2 separate regions of the Homo sapiens genome follow, and region 1 is linked to region 2. The links are chromatin loops, found by intact Hi-C in ENCODE. Cell type or tissue: ascending aorta. All regions are shown on one strand.

Region 1 (8,000 bases), 350 kb before region 2:
GCCCTTGAGAGGGGCCCGTGGGATTTCCAGCTCTGCCACTGACTGCAGGGCATGTTCAGCTCTAGTTTTGTCACACGTTCTAGGCCATGTTCTGTAAGGCAGCATTTTCAGTAATCAAGCTGATGCTCTGTCCTAACTTCACCATCAACTTCTCAACTAGCTTTGACTTCAGGAGGAAAAGGTAATTATTTGTTAGACTCATCCTAAAACCTCCAAAAAGTTAATGATCAAAGAACAGATGATGAACGTGACCTAATTCAAATTAACATACATCCTCCCTCAAACTTGGTCTTGTTATTACAGGTATGATTTTCCACAACATGTAACGATTAACTTTCACAGCTTAGAATGTTAATATTAAACATTCCAATAAGATACCTATCTCTACACACAAGAATGTCTTAATTTTCTAGTTTAAATATTAATTGTGAAAAAGACTAGTACTGTCCAAATGCTGGTGAGGATGCAGCAAAACTAGAGCTCTCATAAACTACTGGTAGGAATACAATATGGTATAACCATTTTAGTGGTTTCTAAAAAAGCTAAACATGTACTTACCCAATGAACCAGCAAATACACTACTAGGTACTGAACCAAGAGAAACAGGAACATGTCCACAAAGAATCAAACAAGAATGCTCACAGCAGATTTATTCACAATAGCTAAACATGGGTCATACATAAACAAAAGTAAATTTAAACAAATGTGAGTTCCAGGGTTGAATTGTAATGACAAATAATTACTGACCTTGAGGTTTGGAGTTTGAGTTTGATCCACAATAAATCTCATCAAAATGTTAAATTGTTGATCAAATGGAAAGGAGTCCCTAGGTTGGTGGGAAAAAAGTGCTTATTTTTAAAGAAATTTATTACAAAACAATGTAAAACTATTTAACAAAAGCATACCATTGTAAGTTAATGTATGTAAAACCCTGTTCACATTTTTAATAAATAGTGCTTTTCGTTTTATGTAGAGTAATACATGTTATACAGAAAATATGGAAAAAGGAAGATCTTTTTGCAAGTCCCCAAACACAAATTGAACTTACTTTGAGTGGCTATTTAAAAAATTAAGACTAAGCAATAAACTAAGGAGAAATTTCTACCTGCCTTTCTAGGGATTCGCTCATTTTCCCTCCAGCTACCTTTCTGGATATTGCTTAAACATAAAAATCACTTCTGATACCCAAATCTCATTTTTACATCCTGACCGGGCTGCTTACAGCTGACCCTGCTTAAACTAACCGTATCATCCTCCTTGGTCCTGGTCACTGCTTAGGGTCCCTGCACACCACAGAAGAATGCCTGTGAGATGGCGACAAAACATTTCCCATCCAGCTACAAATCACACACAGAAGCCTGGGGTCCCAGAAGCCCCTTCTCTCTCTTGGCCAGAGAGTCAGTGCTCTTTCTGTTAAAATGCTGTAATTACTAGTATTAGTTTAAAATTGCACAATGGGGCCCACGTGGAAAATGGTGATGTAACTTCCATATTAACAGGAAAGATAAATGCAAGGCAAATATCTACACTGCTTTCTTTGGACTCTCTTAGAGATTTTTCCCAATCTACGTAAATGTAGTAAAATAAAGAAGTAGGTTTGACTCTGTAAAATGAAGCAAATAGAACTGGTTTGAAAAGTCAATAAAATCATACAATAAAAATAAAAAGCACATGGCACATATCAGGTACCAGTGTTATCCTACATATAATTACTAATAAAAAGTAAACTTGATCCAATAATACCCTGGAATCTTTGAAGATCTCTTCGGGAAGGAAAGCATACTTTAATATACCTAATTTAAGTGACTATGTCAACAAACCACCCACAAAATGTCTCTCCCTTCTTCTGGCAGCATGGGGTGGATGGAGAATACATTTCAGTAATGGGTGTGTATAATCGGGAAATACGCCATTGTTAGGCACAGGTAAAGGAAAGGAAATTGAGGCAGATTAGCACTCAAGTCTATAAACTGAGAAGCAATTCTCAGCCATCACTAAAACCTCCTATTAGCAGTCGCTGACTATTCTAGATCAGCTTAAACAGCTGTGCATCTCAACTGCTGAGAAAAAGAAGGGAATATTAAAAACGCTTTAGGCACTCAGACCAAATCTACTGAGATTAGGACTCTTAAAGGGGCATCCAGGAAAACTAACAGGAGGTCACAATTGTATTCCTTAATCACCAAAGTTTAGGAACACAATCTTAATACTCCTACCATTCCTAAATATATGAAATAGATCTGGTCATTGGTAAATTCACCTAAATTAAGCGACCTACAGGCCAAGTCTGGCTCACATGTGTTTTATTTGGCCTTCACAGTATCTTAAAAAATTCTCAAATATGTTGCCCAAATCCACATTTCTGACCTTTCTTGAAAAGTCTGGTACTACTGAGCCCATGTCCCAATGTGGCCACAACCGGCCCCAGTCTATCAACAGCCATCCTATCTACTCCACTCAATTATACCAGCTTATCAGCCTAGCCCCTCAGTCAATCTTGGCTAAACCTTTATAATCCACTGGTATAATGGTGTACTGTAATGCTCCCTAACTCCACTAAGTTTAGCCATGCAAAGGAATGACGAAGTTTGAAAGCTTTATTGCAAATTTAGTACATTACTTTGATTCTTATTTATTTATTTATTTAATATTCTTTTTTTATGGCCTCACCGACAGATGCAAGTACATTACTTTGAGTTCATTAAAAACCAGAAGGGTAATCGCTCTGGATAACAGAATTCTAGAGCAATGCAATTACACAGACTGACAGGGTCAAGGGCCAAAAGAAAACAGCTGGCATCATGGTGTAGAGGAACAGACGCATACTTTGAAGTCAGAGTCATGTAAAAGCTGCACGCATAGGGAGATGCCGGCAGGGCAGGATGTGCTACTGTGCTAGTCAAGGGAGCCAGAGAGGGAAGAGAAGGTTCCAGTGCTATCCATACCACCCCCCTGCCCCCACAGGAGGTGAGGACACACACCCACAAGATAGCCTGCAACAATAAAAACAGACAACAGTGCAATCTTCAGAAATCCTGGATTTGCGTTCCCAAACAGCCACTAACACAAAGTCAAGGCAAACTGTCTGTTTCTCACTGATAAAATGAGCATCATCTTTAAGGTCCTTCCATCTTGAAATTCTATGATAACTAGAATTATTCCAGTTTGTAGTAACTTATAAAAGTCATTGCCCTGATAATTTTCTGAGTGACTTGGAAGTTATTCCTTTGTTCTTTAAAAAAGTTCACCAATTTGACATTCCCCCCATCCATCTTCCACCAAATCACAACCAAGACATTATTGCAAAGTGTCTTCTGAGATGTTTCAACTTTCATACTTGCATATTGAGGACCCACAACTGCATAGACAATAGAGAAGCGGTTTCTGAACAGCAGCAGCATGTACTTTTTCTAACTTTTCTGGGCTTCAGCAGCTTTTCTTTTCTCATAACAGCCAGAAGGGTCACAACTACTGCAAATGTGCTATTAATCTCTAGCCAGTGTACTATTAATTTAGAGAATTTTCCTGGACCAATGGAAACTCTACATCATACACCGATAGAAAAATTTCTAGTAAGACTTGTAAGTTGAAGTAATAAAAATACTAAGGTCTTCAGAGAAATGTAAACAAATATTCTAAATGTTCCCTTTAAATGTTTTTTAATGAGAAGAGAATCAATTTCCAAAGTTTTACATTTGTTTATTATATATGTCTTAAATACTCACAAAAGTAATATCAACACAAGGAAGATATGGTATTTCATTTCATGGACTGGTGGGACATGTCAACAAGTATGTCAACAACAGAAAGTGAGAACTGAGTAAAAGAGATATTCAAGGGGGTGACAAAGGCCATGGGTAACAAAAGAGAATGGCAAAAAGTCACTTACAAGTATCCTGTAACATCAAAATGGACCTAACCCTTAAACACTTACCTTGTGACATCTAGAGCCTTTTGAACTTTTGCTTGCACAGATCCAAGTAAATCTGCTCCCATTTTCTTAAGTAATTGTGTGAGAAGAACAAAAAGCCAGTCTTGTAAATCATCCTTATGAATTATTATAAAATCCACAAGAGTCTCCAAAAACATACTGAAAACCTAGACACAAATGAAAACCAAGTAGTTCACATATTGAATTCACGATCTCCTCCAAAGTCTACAAAACATTAAAAATGCCCATACGTGCTTTGCCCAGACTCTTGTAACTTAGGTTAACACTGTTAACAACTGTTCATAGTACAGAAGGAAAATGTAGTGCAGAAAACAGATAAAGGAAAAAGAAATGGAACTTACTCTCTGTTGTGAATTCCACCGCAAACGAGGCCATGCAACAAAACAAATTCCATGTTAGTTGGCAGTGAATTAATACCATTTTCATGCGTTTTTTTAAGAAAACCTGAAAAGGCTACAAACCAATGAAATATTCTCTCCTCCATCAATGTAAGTCTTTAAAAAGCAGTACAGAGAGAAATTAACTTTTCTGTGTTTAATCCTGAAGGCTTTTCTTTCTTAAACAACAACAAATCCTCTTGCCCTAATTCTATAGTATTCTTATTCACTATCTAGCAGTCAACAAATACTATTATAAAATGAGCCAATAAAAACACCTACTCACTATTGTGTAGCTATTGCTTTTCACGTCAGACATTTTGATGTATACCAATTTCAGATATCATAAAGTAATAGATTACGGCTTAGAATAAAATATATAAAAATATTAACATAATCATCATGCTGTTGTGTAATGATTTTTGCTAAGGCAAAATAGAGTGCACAGTGGAATATCTCTGAACCAATTTCAGAGAGAAAAGTAGCACTGAGTATCCCTACCTTGTTAATGAAACTTGTTCTACTTGGACAAACCACAAACCCTATACCGCCTCATTTCTAGCACAGCAACTATTCACCACCAGGGGTCTCCTGTGAGACAGCTCAGGAAAAAGTCATTCAGCTGTGGGATTCCTGGCTTCACTTACAGGCAGCTAACAAATACTAACTAAACTGAGACCTCCAAACTCACTGTACAAGAGACTTCTGATGGAAACAAATTTCCTTCTTTATCCTCACATTCTGCTTCTGAATCAGCAATCTAGGGGTGACAGGTAACAGAAATTTATCAGTGTTCTAAACCATCTAATAGTGTTCACGTTATAAATCTTAAGAATCTAATTATGCTTATGAGTTAAATCTTACTGCTTTTACCACTACCTTAGAGAAAAATCTTGATAAATTTTATCTTTGGATATCTATGTGGCCTTTAAGCTCAGTCTTTCCTGAATTTTTATTGAGACAGAGTCTCACTCTGTTGTTCAGGCAGGAGTGCAGTGGTGCGATCTCAGCTCACTGTAACCTCCACCTCCCAGGTTCAAGTGATTGCCTCCCAAGTAACTGCGATTACAGGTGCCCGCCACCATGCCCAGCTAATTTTTATATTTTTAGTAGAGACAGGGTTTTGCCATGTTGGCCAGGCTGGTCTCGAACTCTTGACCTCAGGTGATCTGCCCACCTCAGCCTCCCAAAGTGCTGGGATTACAGGTGTAAGCCACTGTGCCCAGTGGATTTTTATTAATATTGTTAATGTTGACTTTGCTGTGAGGGTCACAGCAGAAAGTTTAAAGACATGCTTCAAGAATGACACTGAGTGAGGAGAGCTGTTGTGGGGGGAGGGGAGGAGAACCCTTGCATTCATCCCCTTTACTCTCATGAGCACCTCAAAAGGCTGGGACCATATCTTCTTTTCTATATCCCTGCCCCAGAGCAGGTACTCAGTAAATGTTAAATGACTGGGTGAATGAATGGGTGGATGGATGTTTGATATTTCAAGGACAATTCCTACGAGGAAGCAAGGATAGGAAAAGAAAGAAGATGATGATGACTAACTGGCTGGGCTCTCTGGCCATCACAGGTTTCTTTCTTCCAGCAAGACTTGGAGGAGCCCATCTTTACTAGGAAAACTGTAGTTGATCCTGCATGTCAGCATTAAAGATTTGCTTCTGCTCATTTAAGGTTCTATCCATTTCCACACCTTACCTTCTTCCTCTAAAAGCATCTAATAGTCTCTAAGGGCCTTCTCCCTAACAATAGTATTTAAAATCTAGACTCCAAGTAAACTTCTGTAAAGATACCCTGTCTCACGTCTTTTCCACCACCCCTGGAAAGTGTTCTGTCCCATACTCATGGGCATTTCCCCCTCAGCTGGGACTCTCTCATCAAAAAAAGCATTCCTTGGGCTTAGTGTTCCCTATGGCCCTCAGGAGGTGTGGGCACCAGCTAAGTGATCCCCGTTCAGCAAATTCTTGGTAACAGCAAAATCCTATTTTATGAAATAACCTGGTTTATCAATAAATCCATTACATATTCTCATTTTTTCTATCTTGTCCTATACGGACATATTCTACACGGGATACAAAAATAATTATATACTTATTTTCTTCACTACTATAACATTAAAAAATGCATGATATTATAATATAATCTTATACCCTAGCACCTACCTCACTGTTTGGCTAAGAGGAGACATACAAAAATATTTGCTGAATATAAGAAAGACCATCTGATTCTCTCCCTGATAACATTTACTTGAAACACACTTATTTAACTTGAAATTTTATGCACATTTAAGTTTCCAAGAATTCTGTTTTTAAAAGATGTAACATACACTAGTGCTGAAACCGGTGTGACTCTGTAAGGTCGGAACTGCACTATCGGGAATTCTCTCTCATTCTTGGGTAGTATATCACACAGAGCACACAGACATGCAGGGGTAAAGACAGGGCAGGCATGACTTCAGACTTACCTTGCTATGAGGGTCAGCAAACATCCGAGTGAAGATCTCACACAACCTTTTCAGTTCAACTCGACTAGAAGAAATAAAACAGAAATCAATGAATTTACTACTTTTATTATTTTTGAGACAGGGTCTCACTCTATTACCCAGGCTAGAGTGCAGTGGTGCGATCATAGCTCACTACAGCCTTGATCTCCCAAGCTCAAGTGATCCTCCCACCTCAGCCTCCCGAGTAGCTGGGAGGTGCACACTACCACACCTGGGTAATTTTTTTGATCAGTCAACTACATAAGCTTTACATAATTCGTATCTACATAACAATGTTTTTTCACAAACTCTTATTTAATTTATAGCTAAATCAAATAGGAATATAAAACCAGAGATTTGCTCTCATTTTAAGATGAGGAAACTAAGACTGAGTGATTTACTCAAGCTAACACATCTGGAAGTGACAAAGCCATGCACCAAATCTTTTTCATTTTATCCCAGCTGTGTTTTCCACATGCTACAACTGAAAGGCAATGGAATAAAGTTTAAAAAGCATGTCTATCCTGCATTTTAATGAGAGGTACAAAACAAAAAAGGGAAAAAACAAAACAGCATGTGTTTCAGGGTCAGACAGATCTGGATTTTAATCTCAGTTCTGCTGTAAATAAGGTACTCTGGGCCAGGGGCAGTGGCTCACACCTGTAATCCCAGCACTTTGGGAGGCCAAGGCAGGTGGATCACCTTAGGTCAGGAATTCAAGACCAGCCTGGCCAATGTGGTGAAACCCTGTCCCTACTAAAAATAAAAAAATTAGCCAGGCATGGTGGTGGGTGCCTGTAATCCCAGTTACTCAGGAGGCTGAGGCAGGAGAATTGTTTGAACCCAGGAGGCAGAGGTTGCAGTGAGCCAAGATCACACTATTGCACTTCAGCCTGGGCAACAAGAGCGAAACTCAGTCTCAAAAATAAATAAATAAAATAAATAAGTACTCTGCTATCTTTAAGCCTGTGATTTCCTTATTGGTCAAACAGGATAAGGACCATGTCACGTGGCTGCTGAGAGGATTAAAAGATAAAACATTGTACCTTCTACCGTACCTAGGACAAAGCAAACACTCATTTCACATTGGTGCCCTTTGCCTTTTCTGATCCTTGACTACTACCAAGTCCCATGTTTAAAGTTTGATAGAAGTGTCCTCTCTTCCACAAATCATCCCTGATTAATG
Region 2 (8,000 bases):
GGAGACTGAGGCGGGTGGATCACGAGGTCAAGAGATCGAGACCAGTCTGGTCAATATGGTAAAACCCCGTCTCTACTAAAAATACAAAAATTAGCTGGGCGTGGTGGTGTGCACCTGTAGTCCCAGCTACTTGGGAGGCTGAGGCAGGAGAATTGCTTGAACCCAGGAGGCGGAGGTTGCAGTGAGTAGATATTGTGCCACTACACTCCAGCCTGGTGACAGAGTGAGACTCCGTCTCAAAAAAAAAAAAAAAATCTATAATTATAGTTAGAGACCCCTCTATTGACAATTGATAGAATAAGGCCAGGTGCAGTGGCTCATGCCTGTAATCCCACCACGTTGGGAGGCCAAAGCAAGAGAACTGCTTGAGCCCAGGAGTTCAGGACCAGCCTGAGCAACACAGTGAGATTCTATCTCTACCAAAAATAAAAAAAATTTAGCTAGGCTGGATGACACACACCTATAGTCCCAGCTACTTGGGAGGCTGAGGTGGGAAGATTGCTTGAGCCCAGTAGGTTAAGGCTGCAGTGAGCTGTGGTCATGTCATTGCACTCCAGCCTGGGTGACAGAGCAAGACCATGTCTCTTAAAAAACCAAAACCAAAACAAGGCCAGGCACAGTGGCTCACGCCTATAATTCCAGCACTTTGGGAGGCGTAGGCAGGAGGATCCCTTGAGGCCAGGAGTTCAAGACTAGCCTGAGCAACATGACCAGACCCCATGTCTACGAAAAAATTAAAAAAAAATTATTAAAGCATGGTGGTGCATACCTGTAGTCCCCACTACTCTGGAAGCTGAGGCAGGAGGATCAATTGAGCTCAGGAGTTCAAGGCTGCAGTGAGCTATGATCATACCACTGTACTTCAGCCTGGGTGATAAAGTAAGACCCTACCTCTAAAAACTAACAAACAAACAAACAATAATAACAACAACAACAACACCCTACAGCTAACATCATAGTTAAGGGTGAGAAACTGGACACTTTGGCTCTAAGGTTGGGAAGAAGGCAAGGATGTCCTTTTTCCATTCCTATCCAATATCTTACTGGAAGTCCTATATAATGCATTAGGACAGGAAAAGGAAATAGGAAGTATATAGATTGGGATGAAGAAATAAAACTATTTGTTCACAGATGAAATGACTGATTCTGTAGAAAATCCCTTAAGAAATTAATAGAACAACTAGACAAATCAGCAGGGCATAGAAGAACTCAACAGCTAAAAGGGCCGAATTGCCACTCCACCCAACAACAGATCCTTTCAATTGCCTGTGGAATATATACTAAGAGAGACCATATTCCGGACTATTTAAACAAAATCTTAACACATTTACGAGAATTGAATCATAGCTCGTTCTCTGACTATATAGATTCAAACTAGCAATCAATAACACAATAACAGAAAAATCTCTAAACACTTGAAAATTAAACCATATACTTCTAGATAATCAATTAGGAAGTCACAAGAGAAATTTAAAAAATACATTGAACTAAATAAAAATGAAACTACAACATACCAAAAATTTGTGGTACACAGCTAAGAGCAGTGCCCAGAGGGAAAGTTAACAGCACTAAAATGCATCCATTAGAAAAGTGGGAAAATCTTAATAATCTAAGCTCCATCTCAAGAACCTAGAAGAGTAAAATAAAACCAAAACGAGCAGAAAGAAGAAAATAATAAAGAGCAGACGGCCGGGTGCGGTGGCTCACACCTGTAATCCCAGCACGTTGGGAGGCCGAGGCGGGCAGATCACGAGGTCAGGAGATCGAGACCATCCTGGCTAACAAGGTGAAACCCTGTCTCTACTAAAAATACAAAAAATTAGTTGGGTGCAGTGGCGAGCGCCTGTAGTCCCAGCTACTCAGGAGGCTGAGGCAGGAGAATGGCGTGAACCCGGGAGGCAGAGCTTGCAGTGAGCCGAGATTGCGCCACTGCACTCCAGCCTGGGCGACAGAGCGAGACTCTGTCTCAAAAAAAAAAGAAAATAATAAAGAGTAGAAATTGATGGAATTGAAACAGAATCGGGCATGGTGGCTTATGCCTGTAATCCCAGCACTTTGGGAGGCTGAGGTGGGTGGGTCACCTGAGGTCAGGAGTTCAAGGCCGGCCCGGGCAACATGGTGAAACCCCATCTCTACTAAAAATACAAAAATCAGCTGGGTGCAGCGGAGCGCGCCTGTAATCCCAGTTACTCGGGAGGCTGAGGCAGGAGAATCATATGAACCCAGGAGGCGGAGGTTGCAGTGAGCCGAGATCACGTCACTGCACTCCACCCCAAGTGACAGAGACTCCATCTCAAAAAAAAAAAAAAATTAAACAGAGAACTAGTTATTTTAAGAGATCAATAAAGTGGATAAACCTCCAGCAAGATTGACAAAGAGAAACAGAGAAAATGGATAAATTCTTTCTATCAGGAATGAAATACAGGGTGGCACTAGAGAGCCTGAAGATGACAAAAGAATATAAGGAAATACTATAAACAACTCTATTCAAATAAATGACTTAGACTAAATGAACCAATTCCTTTAAAAAAACACAGCTACCATAGCTCACCCAATATTAAATAGATACTTTGTAGCCTGGGCAACATAGCCAGACCCCATCTCTACCAAAAAAGACAAAAATTAGCCAGGTGTGGTGGCATGTGCCTATAGTCCCAGCTACTGGGTAGGCTGAGGCAGAAGAATCACCTGCTGACAGAGCGAGACCCCATCTCTTAAAGAAAAAGATACTTTGAGTAGCACTATGACTATTAGGAAATTGAATTTGCAATAAAAATTCCCCAAAAGAGATCTCCAAAGAAGGTTTCGTTGGAGAAGGTTTCAGCAGAGAATTCTACAACTACTTAAAGAACAAACAGCAATCTGCATAAGCTCTTCCAGATAATAGACCAGAAGGGAACACTTTCCAGTTCTTTATGAAGCTAGTATTGGGAAGGAAAAGCTTTCTCTTTATTATATTTTGTTCAGTTTATGGGGGCCTCCAAAAAATTATTTATTTGAGGCAGGGTCTCACTCTGTCACCCAGGCTTGAGTGCAGTGGCACAATCATGGCTCACTGCAGCCGTGGCATCCTGAGCTCAAGTGATCCTCCCACCTCAGCCTCTGAAGTAGCTGGGACCACAGGCATGCGCTACCATGTTCAGCCAATTTTCAAAACATTTTTTGTAGAGATGGCGGTCTCACTATGTTGCCCAGGCTGGTCTCGAACTCTTGGGCTCAAGTGATCCTCCTCGTTAGCCTCTTAAAGTGGTGGGATTACAGGTGTGAGCCACCATGCCCAGCCAGGGCCTGCAAATTAAACTGACAAAAGACAGATTAACGGAACAGAAAATCAGCATGGGCATATAAGAACTCAACAACACCATCGACTAATAGGGTCTAATTAAACTTTTTATAGGACACTCCCAAAAAAGGCTTATTTGCATGGATGCTGGAGCTAGCAAAATAAGTAGCTAGCCTACTAAATGGTTAGAGGTTTATGTCTGGGCGCAGTGGTTGATACCTGTAATCCCAGCATTTTGAAAGGCTGAGGCAGGAGGATTTCTTGAGCCCAGGAGTTCAAGACCCGACTGGGCAACGTAATGAGACCAAAAAATGAAACAGAACAAAACAACAATAACGAAAACCACACAAGAAAAGAAAGAAACAAAAAACCAGTTAGTGGCTTGTGTGCCTAACTCTAGGTAAAACGGAGAGGTGACGAAAGTTTGTATGAGAACAAATAGGATTCTTTAGGACAGACGAATGGGTTTTGGGAGAACAAACACGAGATAAGAAAGGGTTTTTTATTTTTTTTGAGACGGAGTCTGTTGCCCAGGCTATAGTGCAGTGGTGTGATCTCGGCTAACTGCAACCTGTGCCTCCCGGGTTCAAGCGATTCTTCTGCCTCAGTCTCCCGAGTTGCCGGGATTACAGGCGCGCGCCACCACGCCCGGCTAGTTTTTGTATCTTTAGTAGAGACGGAGTTTCACCATGTTGGTCAGGCTGGTCTCGAACTCCTGACTTTGTGATCTGCCCGCCTTGGCCTCCCAAAGTGTTGGGATTACAGGTGTGAGCCACTGCGCCCGGCCGATAGTTTTTTAAAAATGTAGGTGCTAGTGGTCTTACTGTCTTCTTCATGGACATGAAATTATTCTCATATAATGAGAATTAAATATGATCCTTCATGTAAAGAGTTTAGAATAATGTCAGAAACAAAGCAAGCAATAAATTATCATTTAGTTGATAAGAATCATTCCAATTCATCTGGCGAGTGCAACACACACACACACTGTATTTGTGTATGGAATAACTGTTCAAGAACACACACACAGTATGTGTGTATGAAATAACTCTTCAAGAACAAAGGGGAAACCGTTATAGGGCATGAAAGGGGAAACCGTTATAGGGCATGGAAGGGGAATTAGGACAAGGTGTGAGTGGAAAGAGAAACATCCCACCGCACACGCTTAAAAAAGCCGTTTAATTTAAAAATAGGTAATACAGCCATACAGAGAAGACATTAAAAGATCTACACAGAAAATTTTCGCTCCCAATCCATTCCCTACTCACAGTCCTACATACGTTACTTTTATTTTCCTTTTTTTTGGAAATGCACTGGCCCCCTACTCTCTCACGAAGGCTGAACTCTCTCTACATTCTTCTGCACCTGTTTTTTGTGCATACTCTTTCGTTGTCAAATATTTCCCTCCAACTGTTGTTGTGTATGAAATAAATACACACATATAAGCTAACCAGCCCCACTTGCCCGCACCACCTACACGCCCGTCCCCGCCCTCCCTCAGGCCCACGTGCTCCGAGGGCCGCCTTCGCAGGTTGTTTCTGGCGATGCCTGTCTGAAGGCCTCAGACTGAGGCCCCGCCCACTCTCCCTCTCCTCTGCCCTTTGGACGCGCGCCTCGGTTCCGAACGCAGCGGACGGCGCCTCAGGCAGCGCGGCGGACAGCCCGTCCTCCGGCGCGCCGCGAGCCTCGGAGGACCCTAGCGACGGTCGTGGCGTAAGACCGGGGGGACGCGGCGGTAGCGGCGGCCGTTGCGATTGATTGCGCTGGTTGCCTGCGGCGTCCACTTCCTTGGCCGCCCTTGCTACACTGGCTGATTGTTGTGCAGCCGGCGCCATGTCTGTGAGCGAGATCTTCGTGGAGCTGCAGGGCTTTTTGGCTGCCGAGCAGGACATCCGAGAGGCGAGCCCCCTCCCTTCCCCATTCCCTTTGCCTTTCCATGCCTAGTTGGGCCACTTCGCCCGGCCCTCCTCTGTCGCTCAGTCTCGGGCGGTGGGGACGCCTCCGAGGGTGGGTTGCTTCCCCTCTAGCTTTAGGTTAGGCACTCCCCGCCCCCGCCCAAAATTTTGCTGCTCTGTCCTGATTCCCCGTGTTCGAGTCTCAGCTTCTCAGCATCACTTGCCTCGTTTGTGTCAGTTTTCCTTCTTTTCAGCACTTGTTTATATCGAAGGCTCGATTAGCACCTGGTCTTCAGCGAATGAGCGTTTCGTGTATTTTTGTTGGTGTCTTAAAAGCACATGTGATCTGCTTAAAACTCTCCTGTGATTTCCTATGCCACACAGGATAAAAAATCAGACTCTACTGTGGCTCACATGGTTTCTCTTCAATCTCGTTTATGCTCTCTGTCTTTGTGTATGATGTTCACTTTACCTCTTCTAGTGCCCCAAATAGCTTCCTGCCTGTTTGCTTTTCCTGGAATTTGCTTCTTTCCCGTTCTTTTCCTGATTGTCTCGTATTTATCTCATTGGCGTCACAGTCTAAGCGATCTATTTCCTGTTATGTTTTCTAGTAGCACATTAACTTTTTTTAATGTGTGTAATATTGATTATTTTAAAAAAATCTTCTCCCTCATTGTATGTTAAACCGCCAGAGGGAAGGGATTGTGTGCTTGGTTCCCCGGTATTTACACAGTGCCTCGCACATAAGTATGCTCAGTGAATATTTTAAAAATGAATTAGAGGCGGGGAGCGGCGCCTCATGCCTGTAATTCCAGCATTTTGGGAGGCCGAGGCGGCCAGATCACCTGAGGTAAGGAGTTTGAGACCAGCCTGGCCAACATGGGGAAACCCTGTCTCTACTAAAAATATAAAAGAACATTAACTGGGCATGGTTGCGCACACCTGTAATCCCAGCTACTCGGGAGGCTGAAGCAGGAGAATGGCGTGAACCCGGGAGGCGGAGGTTGCGGTGAGCTGAGATCGCGCCACTGCACTCCAGCCTGGGTGACAGAGCGAGACTCCGTCTCAAAAAAAAAAAAAAAAAGAAAAAAGAATTAGAAATACCCGACTCTTGTGTTGCATTTAACTCTTCATTTTGCAAGTTGCGTTCACACACGTCATCCATTATAATGTCCCAATTGAATACTTGGGTTTAATGGGTGGCTATTATTCTTTAAAGGGTATCTGAGGAATCTAAGGCTTTTTAGTGACTTTTTGAAGTCTTACAGAGGAAATAAGTGGAAAAGTCAGGATTCAAACTTGGTTATGATAGATCACATAAGCTATCTAATGTGTTTTGTGTGAGTGTATGACAATGATTCTGTTGAGTATCTGATTTTTATTTTTAATTCTCTCTAGGAAATCAGAAAAGTTGTACAGAGTTTAGAACAAACAGCTCGAGAGATTTTAACTCTACTGCAAGGGGTCCATCAGGGTGCTGGGTTTCAGGACAGTAAGTTCTTTGTTTTGTATCCAATTATCAGTCTCTTATTTAGAGGGAGAGTTTCTATCCAGAAGACATTTTATAATGAAAAATGGCTATCATGCTTTATGGTGAGTAAAAATTGAAGAAGTAGGTGATTTGATAATTTTGGTTGATTTTTCTTCCACTTCCACACAGTATGGTTTAAACAGAGATGTTTTCTATTGCGAGGGCATTCTACTGATGATAATTACAATTGCTTAACCCATTTCCTGTTTAGAAAAAAAAAGTGCAGCTCTCTGCCAGCACAGTATTCTCAGGGTAAGCGGGAAAAGGGTTTATTATTATTTTTTTAATTTTTTTTTTTTCTGAGACGGAGTTTCACTCTTGTTGCCCAGGCTGGAGTGCAGTGGTGCCATCTCAGCTCACTGCAACCTCCGCCTCCTGGGTTCAAGCAATTCTCCTGCCTCAGCCTCCTGAGTAGCTGGTGTTACAGGTGCCCGCCATCACGCCCAGCTACTTTTTTTTTTTTTGGTATTTTTATTAGAGATGGGGTTTCACTTTGTTGGCCAGGCTGGTCTTGCACTCCTGACCTCAGATGATCCGCCTGGCTGGGCCTCTCAAAGTGCTGGGATTACAGGCGTGAGCCACTGCACCTGGCCCAAGGGTTTGTAACTCTTTTGTGTTATCTAGTGACTTTTATTTGGCCCTTTGTGTGTGTGTGTGTGTATGTGTGTATGTGTGTATATGCACCTGTGTGTATTTGAATCCAGCCTTTCAGTGATTGAATACCTTTTAATATGAGATTAACAGTATAAAATGTTCTCAAATTAATGTGTTTATAATCAGCCTCTTGAATGAAAATAAAATATGTCAAGTTTAGACATGGAACCTTCATTGTAAGGTATTGCCAGCACAGCTAAAGGAGCTGAAGTATATTTTCAGATACAAGAATGATATAATAATGCATTTACACGTGCCAGAGGCAAGTGATTTTTCTTAATGATACGGAGTTGGTCATCCTGATTGTGAATACTTGGTAAAGGCTTTTTTCTGCCAAATATGGGAGGAAGAAGCAATCCAATTTTAGGCATCCTCTGAGGAGTGAACAGGAATAGCAGCTGGTGTGCATCTCCTTAAGGATGACGTTATTTATGACAACCAAACCAATTACCAGTGTGTCTCCTAATATATTCCCTTTTAGCAAGTTGTTTATTTTTCAGTATAGCTAATTAGTAGGGAAACTGGGGATGATATTTTGAAAGCCAGGTTGAAAAGCACAGATGTGTACGTTAGTTGTGAGGTTTTTTTGTTGATTAATTTCCAGATAGATTACTTAGATTATTAAGCAAGAACTGTA

Evidence for each region. Peaks named below come from ENCODE experiments on the same cell type or tissue, not always from the same donor. Only the 100,000 strongest peaks of a DNase experiment are listed, where the experiment ranks them.
Region 1: it touches region 2 in a loop (2.8-fold over the local background); 12 of 110 quality-filtered maps call a loop at or near these places.

The regions. Positions count from the first base shown.
Region 1 is chr2:121,397,575-121,405,574 of GRCh38, forward strand. CLASP1 (cytoplasmic linker associated protein 1) reads right to left here. Exons shown (of 41, transcript NM_001395891.1): 27 at 6,797-6,860; 28 at 4,294-4,296; 29 at 3,935-4,098; 30 at 748-826. Among named protein-coding and RNA genes, the nearest start is that of TFCP2L1, 120 kb to the left of the region's middle. In ascending aorta, a CTCF peak has its summit at 4,914 (motif pointing right); a DNase peak (open chromatin) is centred at 4,907; H3K27ac peaks cover 671 bases.
Region 2 is chr2:121,750,664-121,758,663 of GRCh38, forward strand. It overlaps TSN (translin), which reads left to right and starts at 4,988. Exons shown (of 6, transcript NM_004622.3): 1 at 4,988-5,182; 2 at 6,577-6,670. The coding sequence starts at 5,117. RefSeq lists an enhancer at 4,853-5,042. In ascending aorta, no CTCF peak of the experiment used is centred here; a DNase peak (open chromatin) is centred at 4,858; H3K4me3 peaks cover 2,824 bases; H3K27ac peaks cover 662 bases.